Regions from separate parts of the Homo sapiens genome. Here region 1 is linked to region 2. Evidence: chromatin contacts called from ENCODE Hi-C or POLR2A ChIA-PET data. All regions are on one chromosome and are shown on one strand. Each heading gives the region's core, a stretch centred on a gene start or an enhancer-like site at or near the end of the contact. The rest is flanking DNA. Distances are from core to core; before and after follow the strand shown. Region 1 has its middle 13 kb from the start of SPACDR. Region 2 overlaps ARPC1B (actin related protein 2/3 complex subunit 1B).

The links. A loop is a pair of places that touch in the nucleus more often than their neighbours do. ChIA-PET counts read pairs that join two places held with the same protein, here RNA polymerase II (POLR2A). Pooled maps may share reads with other maps.
Region 1: a loop to region 2 is called in a pooled map, with 3 times the contacts of the local background. The contact joins two enhancer-like sites. A Hi-C loop is called at or near these places in 1 of 50 pooled maps. POLR2A ChIA-PET finds 5 or more read pairs at or near these places in 2 of 52 experiments (WTC11 and activated CD8-positive, alpha-beta memory T cell).

The regions. Positions count from the first base shown.
Region 1 is chr7:100,449,045-100,453,176 of GRCh38, forward strand. No RefSeq gene overlaps it. Among named protein-coding and RNA genes, the nearest start is that of SPACDR, 13 kb to the right of the region's middle. RefSeq lists a silencer at 1,746-1,845. Within about 2 kb of position 1,792, at least 35 of the 41 ENCODE cell types and tissues checked have a DNase peak (open chromatin) inside an H3K27ac peak, as active enhancers do.
Region 2 is chr7:99,376,609-99,380,874 of GRCh38, forward strand. The region is part of intron 1 of ARPC1B (actin related protein 2/3 complex subunit 1B); the gene reads left to right. Among named protein-coding and RNA genes, the nearest start is that of ARPC1B, 4.0 kb to the left of the region's middle. RefSeq lists an enhancer at 3,389-3,708. Within about 2 kb of position 2,768, at least 32 of the 41 ENCODE cell types and tissues checked have a DNase peak (open chromatin) inside an H3K27ac peak, as active enhancers do.

The sequences.
Region 1 (4,132 bases), core at 542-3,041, 1.1 Mb after region 2:
ATGAGGTCTGGCTATGTAGCCCAGGCTGGCTTCAAACTCCTGGGCTCAAGCGATCCTGCCACCTTGGACTCCCAAAGTGCTAGGATTACAGGTTTATTCCAAAAGTGCTAGGATTTCAGGTTATCCTGAAAACAAAGGGACGACAAGGGGTGGAGGCTGGGTTAGTTCTGGGCTAGAGGGATAGAGTGGCTGCAGGTGGAACCCGGGGGGCCGGGCAGGATGCGAACTTGGTGGGGAAGGAGGGTTTCCACACCAGTGTGTCCTGGCCAAGAATCGGATGAGGCAGGATTTGTTTTGTTGAATTTTGTTTTGTTTTGAGACAAGGTCTTGCTCTGTTAACCAGGCTGGAGTGCAGTGATGCAATCACAGCTCACTGCAGCCTCTAACTCCTGGACTCAAGCAATTCTCCCACCTCAGCCTCCCAAGTAGCTGGGACTTTTAGGTGCATGGCACTATGGCCAGTTAATTTAATTATTATTTATTTTTTCTTTTCTTTTCTTTTCTTTTTTTTTTTTTTTGAGACGGAGTCTCATTCTGTTGCCCAGGCGGAGTGCAGTGGCGCAATCTCGGCTCACTGTAACCTTTGCCTCCCGGTTTCAAGCGATTCTCCTGCCTCAGCCTCCTTAGTAGCTGCGATTACAGGCGCCCACTACCATGCCCGGCTGATTTTTGTATTTTTAGTAGAGACAGGGTTTCACCATGTTGGCCAGGTTGGTCAGGAACTCCTGATCTCAGGTGATCCACCCTCCTCCGCCTCCCAAAGTGCTGGGATTACCGGCGTGAGCTACCGCACCCGGCCTAAAATTATTTTTTTTAGAAATAGGGTCTCATGGTTGGGCGCAGTGGCTCACGCCTGTAACCCCAGCACTTTGGGAGGCCAAAGCAGGTGGATTATTTAAGGTCAGGAGTTCCAGACCAGCCTGGCCAACATGGTGAAACCCCATCTCTCTACTAAAAATACAAAAAAATGAGCTGGGCGTGGTGGCACATGCCTGTAATCTCAGCTACTCGGGAGGCTGAGGCACGACAATCGCTTGAACCTGGGAGGTGGAGGTTGCAATGAGCCGAGATCGCGCCACCGCATTCCATCCTGGGCGACAGAGCAAGACTCCGTCTCAAAAAAAAAAAAAAAAGCGACAGATGGGGTCTCACTATATTGCCCAGGCTGGTCTTGAACTCCTGGGCTCAAGCAGTTCTCCCTACCTTGGCCTCCCGAAATGTCAGGATTACAGACATGAGCCATCATGCGCAGTGGAGAAGCTGTTTTCACTAGAAACTAACCGTCCCGTGGAAGCAGTGTCACCAGTGCCCATTTTATGCTCTGGAGACCCTTTAGTGTTTAAGAATCCATCCGCTAATGTCGGCTCCCCCATCGGCTAATGTCGTAGGGGTGCTGGGAGGAGCGGCAGAGCCCGCGGTCAGGGTCTCCGGGGGCTCACATAGGGAGGTCTCTCTGTTCCCGGCTATGGCCTAGAGCCCCTCTAGCAGTTCCTCCACCACCCCCATTAGGCCGTAGGGGCTTCCCCAGCCAGAGGCCAAGGGCGACGCGACCTTAACGCCGGTCCGCGCACCGCGGCGCCACCTGGAGGTCAGGACCAAGACGAGACAGGCTGTTCAAGTCCCCCAGCTTCGCCGCGGCCGCCACGCCCGACCACCCGGCCCCCGCTGGCGTCCCTAGCTGGCCCCCTACAGGTCTTACCCGCGCTTGTTGCCCCCAGACCCAGGCTTCTCCCCACCTGCACCCACCAGACTGGGAAGGTGGCCAGACTAGACCGAGGGCTGAGGCGGGAGAGACTCCGCCCCCGAGGCCCCGCCCCCTTCTGACAGCAGACGAGGCTGACGTCACTGGATTGGGCAGGTGTCCAGGTGTCCTCTCTCCAGCTGCATCTCCCCTCCTCCACCCAAGGGGAGTCCTCAGTCCCCCAGGCCAGAGTCTCCAATACCCCAAGGTGCCTTCTGTGATCTCCCCGCAGTGCAGCCTCCGGGGCACCCCCCACCCCAATAAAACTCATCTCCGGTTAAAATATCGATTCCAGCGGGCGTGGTGGCTCATGCCTGTAATCCCAACACTTTGGGAGGCCGAAGTGGTCAGATCACCCGAGGTCAAGAGTTCGAGACCAGCCTGGCCAACATGGTGAAACCCCGTCTCTACTAAAAATATAAAAATTAGCCGGGCGTGGTGGTGCACGCCTGTAATCCCAGCTACTCTGGAGGCTGAGGCAGGAGAATCGCTTGAACCCGGGAGGCGGAGGTTGCAGTGAGCCGAGATTGTGCCACTGCACTCCAGCTTGGGCAACAGAGTGAGACCCCATCTCAAAAAAAAAAAAAAAAAAAGGATTCCCAGACCCCACCTCAGTTTCTGACTTTGAGGCCAAAAATCTGGTTTTTGTTTTGTTTTGTCTTGTCTGGTTTGAGACAGGCTCTCGCTCTGTTGCCCAGGCTGGAGTGCAGCGGCATCATCATGGTTCACTGCAGCCTCAAACTCCTGGGCTCAAGCCATCCTCCACCTCAGCCTCCCGAGCAGCTGGGACCACAGGCACATACCACCACCACCAGCAGCTACTTTTCTTTTTTGTCTGTTTGTTTTGTAGAGATGGGGTCTGGCTATGTAGCCCAGGCTGGCCTCAAACTCCTGGGCTCAAGTGATCCTGCCACCTTGGACTCCCAAAGTGCTAAGATTACAGGCATGAGCCACCACACCCAGTTGGAATCTGTGGGTTTTTTTTTTTTTTTCAGACGGAGTCTTGCTCTGCTGCCCAGGCTGGAGTGCAGTGGCTTGATCTCGGCTCACTGCAACCTCTGCCTCCCAGGTTCAAGCGATTCTCCTGCCTCAGCCTCCCAGATAGGTGAGATTACAGGCACCTGCCATCATGCCCAGCTAATTTTTATATTTTTGTAGAGACAGGGTTTCACCATGTTGACCAGGCTGGTCTTGAACTCCTGACCTCAGGTGATCCACCCGCCTTGGCCTCCCAAAGTGCTGAGATTACAGGCGTGAGCCACCGTTCATGGCCTGGAATCTGTGTTTTTTTTTTCTTATTTTATTTTTTGTTTTTGTTTTATTTTTTTGAGACAGAGTCTCGCCCTGTCACCGGGCTGGAGTGCAGTGGTGCAATCTCCACTCACTACAACCTCTACCTCCCGGGTTCAAGCAATTCTCCTGCCTCAGCCTCCCAAGTAGCTGGGACTACAGGTGAGTGCCGCCACGCCTGGCTAATTTTTCGTATTTTTAGTAGAGACGGGGTTTCACTGCGTTAGCCAGAATGGTCTCCATCTCCTGACCTCGTGATCCACCTGCCTCAGCCTCCCAAAGTGCTGGGATTACAGGTGTGAGCCACCATGCCCGGCCTGGAATCTGTGTTTTTAACAAGCTCTCAGGAGATTGTGATATGTCCTAAGCTTCAGAATCCCAACAGTCTACATTCCCATGCAGTGTGGCAGTGATTCCCAAACTTCAGCAGGCGTGTTCAAACAGATTGCTGGCCCCCATCCTAGGGTTTTTGATTCAGTAGGTCTGCGGTGCAGGGCCTGGAGTTTGAATTTCTACTACTCTCTGGGGAATGCGATGCTCTGGTCCAGGACCACACTCTAATAACTATTTCATTTATTTTCCTTTTTTTTTTTTCTTGAGACAGAGCCTTGCTTTTGAGACAGAGATTCAGACAGGTTAATTCACTTGCTGAAGGTCACACAGCCAGGAAAGGCAGAATTTGAACCTGGTCTTTGTGAGCCCAAAGGCTGGGCTGGTTCTGTCTCCGGCAACTGCTAGTTAGCACCTCCCAGGAACTTACCTTGTTTCTGCAGGTTAACTCAACACTCCCTGAAGCCTGAGGAAGTTTGTTATTTTTATTTTTATTTTTTGAAGACAGAGTCTGATTCTATCGCCCAGGCTGGAGTTCAGTGGCGTGATCTCAGCTCACTGCAACCTCTGCCTCCCAGGTTCAAGCAATTCTCCTGTCTCAGCCTCCCGAGTAGCTGGGATGACAGGTGCGCGCCACCATGCCCAGCTAATTTTTTTTTCTTTTTTTGAGATGGAGTCTCACTCTGTCACCCAGACCAGAGTGCAGTGGCAAGATCTCAGCTCACTGCAAGCTCCGCCTCCCAGGTTGACACCATTCTCCTGCCTCAGCCT
Region 2 (4,266 bases), core at 1,518-4,017:
GCCTGTAATTCCAGCACTTTGGGAGGCCGAGGCAGGCAGATTACCTGAGGTCGGGAGTTCGAGACCAGCCTGACCAACGTGGTGAAACCCCGTCACTACTAAAAATACAAAATTAGCCAGGTGTGGTGGTGGGCACCTGTAATCCCAGCTACTCAGGAGGCTGAGGCAGGAGAATCGCTAGAACCTGGGAGGCGGAGGTTGCGGTGAGCCAAGATCATGCCGTTGCACTCCAGCCTGGGGTTACAAAGCGAGACTCTGTCTCCAAAAAAAAAAAAAAAAGCAAACAAAAAATGTCTCAGGCTTGCTTCAGGGGGAGAATGGTGAAAGGTCTGGGTAAAATCGCCCTGATAGATGCCGGTAAAGTTTGTTTCTTACATATGTCTGTACATAATCCATTGATAGGTCTTTTTCTTTTTTTCTGGAGTCCGGGTCTCATTGTGTTGCCCAGGCTATAGTGCCATGGCTTGATCATAACTCACTTTAGCCCCAAACTCCTGGGCTCAAGGGATCCTCCTGAGTAGCTGGGATTACAGGTATGTTCCTCCATGCCCAGCTAATTTTTAAATGTTTAGTAGAGGTAGGGTTTTGCTGTGTTGTCCAGGCTGGCCTCAAACTCCTGGCCTTAAGCGATCCTCCTGCCTTGGCCTCCCAAAGTGCTGGGGTTACAGGCATGAGCCTCCACGCCTGCCTTATACGTGCTTTCTTTTTTTTTTTTTTTTTTTGAGACAGTGTCTTGTTCTGTTGCCCAGGCTGGAGTGTGGTGACACTACCTTGACTCACTGCAGCATCTGCCTCCCGGGTTCCAGTGATTCTCCTGCCTCAGCCTCTCAGGTAGCTGGGATTACAGGTACATGCCAATATGCCCGGCTAATTTTTATATTTTTAGTAGAGACGGGGTTTCACCATGTTGGCCAGGCTGGTCTCGAACTGCTGACCTCAGGTGATCCGCCCACCTCGGCTTCCCAAAGTGCTAGGATTACAGGCGTGAGCCACCGCGCCCAGCTTCTTCTTCTTCTTCTTCTTCTTTTTTTTTTTTATTTGGAGGTGGCGGAGTTTCACTCTGTCGCCCAGGCTGCAGTGCAGTGGCACAATCTCAGCTAACTGCAACCTCTTCCTCTCGAGTTCAAGTGATTCTCTTGCCTCGACCCCCCGAGCAGCTGGGATTACAAGTGCCCACCACCAAGCCCAGATAAATTTTGTATTTTTAGTAGAGAGGGTTTTACCATGTTGGGCAGGCTGGTCTCAAACTCCTGACCTCAGGTGATCCACCTGCCTCCGCCTCCCAAAGTCTGGGATTACAGGTGTGAGCCACCGCACCCGTCGGTTGATAGGTCTTTTCTAATATTAATAATTACGTAGCATCTCAACATGTTAATGTCATAATTTACTCTTTCCATATTGTCACCTGGGTTTTTCCACACTGTCACCATTATAAAGACAGCTATTATAAACATGTTTGCTTTATTTTTTAGATGAGGTTTCACTCTGTCACCCAGGCTGGAGTACAGTGACGAGATCTCGGCTCACTGCAACCTCCACCTTCCCAGCTCAAGGAATCCTCCAGCCTCAGCCCCTCAGATAGCCAGGACTACAGGCGTACAGCATCACATCCCGCTAATTTTTTTTTTTTTTTTGGTAGTTTTTATAGACACAGGGTTTTGCCATGTTGCCCAGGCTGGTCTCCGAACTCCTGGACTCAAGTGATCCACCTGGCTTGGCCTCCCAAAATGGTGGGATTACAGGCGTGAGCCATGGCACCCCACCTGTTTGCTTTTAAAAAAGAAAAATGGGGCCAGGCGTGGTGGCTCACACCTGTAATCCCAGCACTTTGGGAGGCCGAGGCGGGTGGATCACAAGGTCAGGAGTTCGAGACCAGCCTGTCCAACATGGTGAAACCCCATCTCTACTAAAAACAAAAACAAAAATTAGCTGGGCGTGGTGGTGGGCACCTGTAGTTCCACCTACTGGGGAGGCTGAGACAGGAGAATTGCTTGAACCTGGGAGGCGGAGGTTGCAGTGAGCCGAGAATGCACCACTACACTCCAGCCTGGGCGACAGAATGAGACTACATCTCAAAAATAAAAAAGAAAAAGAAAGAAAAATGTGTTGCTGTTTTCTTAGGACCAAATGGGTGTATGTGACCAAAGAATGTTAATTTTCTTTTTCTTTTTTTTTTTTTTTTTTTTGAGATGGAGTCTTGCTCTGTCCTCCAGGCTGGAGTGCAGTGGCGCAATCTCGGCTCACTGCAAGCTCCGCCTTCCGGGTTCACGCCATTCTCTTGCCTCAGCCTCCCGAGTAGCTGGGACTACAGGCGCCCGCCACCACGCCCGGCTTAATTTTTTGTATTTTTAGTAGAGACGGGGTTTCACCGTTTTAGCCAGGATGGTCTCGATCTCCTGACCTCGTGATCCACCCACCTCGGCCTCCCAAAGTGCTGGGAGTATAGGCGTGAGCCACCACACCTGGCCAGAATGCTAATTTTCAAGTTCCTGTTAGTGTTATTCTGTTCTATTAATATTTGGTCCCACCCACTTGTTGAATTGAGTGCCCTTCAGAAGAATTAAACCAATTAGCAACAAATGACAATTTCTCCACAGCTCTGCTAGCATTGAATTTTGTGTGTTTTTGTTTTGTTTGGATGACTAACCGGTGCTTTAATGGTACCTTACGATTGTTTTCATGTGTGTTTCTTGACTTCACTCTGCGTGGTTGGTAAGACTTCAAGAGCAGAGCTGGAGAGGGAAGGATAGGGGTAGGAAGGGCTCTGACCCAGCATAGGAAGTTGAGTAACCGCTTAGCACGGTGCAAATTAGCCTGCTGGCTGCTCTATCCAAGAACTGCCTGAGCTGGGTGGGGACTTCCCAGAGCGCCTGTAATGCTGAGATCTTTCCTCCAGGCAACTCCTCCTTGGTTTAGCCTCTGATACAGCCAAACCTCTGGATTCAGGGAAACCTAAGGAAGCCAGGCAAGAAGGGTCCCGCAGCCTGTGCCTAGTCTAGCCCCAGCCTCATCTGGATTAAGATGGGAGGGAAATATTGGCTGAGGGCACCCAGCCAGTATGAAGACAGCTAGAATGTAAACCCAGCACAGTAAGGGAGAGAGTATCAAGGCCCAGGACTTTAGAGTGCCTCACCACCACCACCCCGCCGCTGGGCAGCCTGAGGCTTTCTTTGCCTGGCACCACCATGCCTGGCTAATTTTTTTTTTTTTTTTCCAAGTGGAGACGGGGTTTTGCCATGTTGGCCAGGATGGTCTCAAACTCCTGACCTCAAGTGATCCACCCACCTCGGCCTCCGAAAGTGCTGGGATTACAGGCGTGAGCCACTGTGCCCGGCTATCCCCTCCTCTCTCTGGTTTCTTAACATCAAACAGGCCCACAGTGCTGGCTCACAGGGCCACAGTGATAGTGGGTTGGTGTCCTGGATCCCTCCCCCAGGAGCCATCACTGAGACCTTATGCTGTCAACACTGGTGGGTGAAGCAGCCCTCGTATTTTTCTCCTGAGACATCCAGAGCAGGGTAATTGGCAGGCGGGGGTGAGCACACGCTGGCTCACGCAGGCTTGGTAGGTGAGAGGTTTTCCTGAGGATGATGAAGTTGGAGTGTCCCCGGCTAGAATCCCTGAGGCAGGAGACTGGAGCCCTGTGGCAGCATTGGCTGAGAGAAGCCACTCCCTTTTTGCTCTCCCACTTCCTCACTGGTAAGATGTGGGGGTTGGGGAGTTATCGCAGAGGCGCTTTGGGTTTCAGCTGCTTTGCAGAAGTTATGGAAAAAGGGAAATGAGTCTTCCTGTCTCTCGCCCCCTTAACACTTCTTTGCCCCATTTAAGGGGTTTGTTCAACAGACTAGGAAGTATTTCTGCTAATTCATGCTGAAGTGTGATTGGCTGATAGGTGTGGTCTCAACCTCCCTCCTCTGCCAGTCACTAGTGTACCACTGTGGCCATCTTTTCCAGCCCCTCCTCTGCCCCTTGAGTATGTCTAGGTCCTAGAAACAGTGGTCAGGGCTCTTCAAGTCCTCTCGGTTGCCCTTGCCCACTGGCACACGTGGGGGTTGCTGTCTTCAGCAGAGCCAGCCACTCCGTCTTGACAGCCAGGGCAGAGATGTGGCTGGGCACACAGCAAGAATGTGACCACTGATGCTGGGATGTCAGAGTCTGTGCATCAACCCAGGGTTCTGAGTCTGGGCTCTCCCACCCTCATCCCCGGAGGTTCCTTCAGTCTGGGCCTCCTGGGGCTGAAAGGGAGGGAAAAATTGGCCTCAGCTG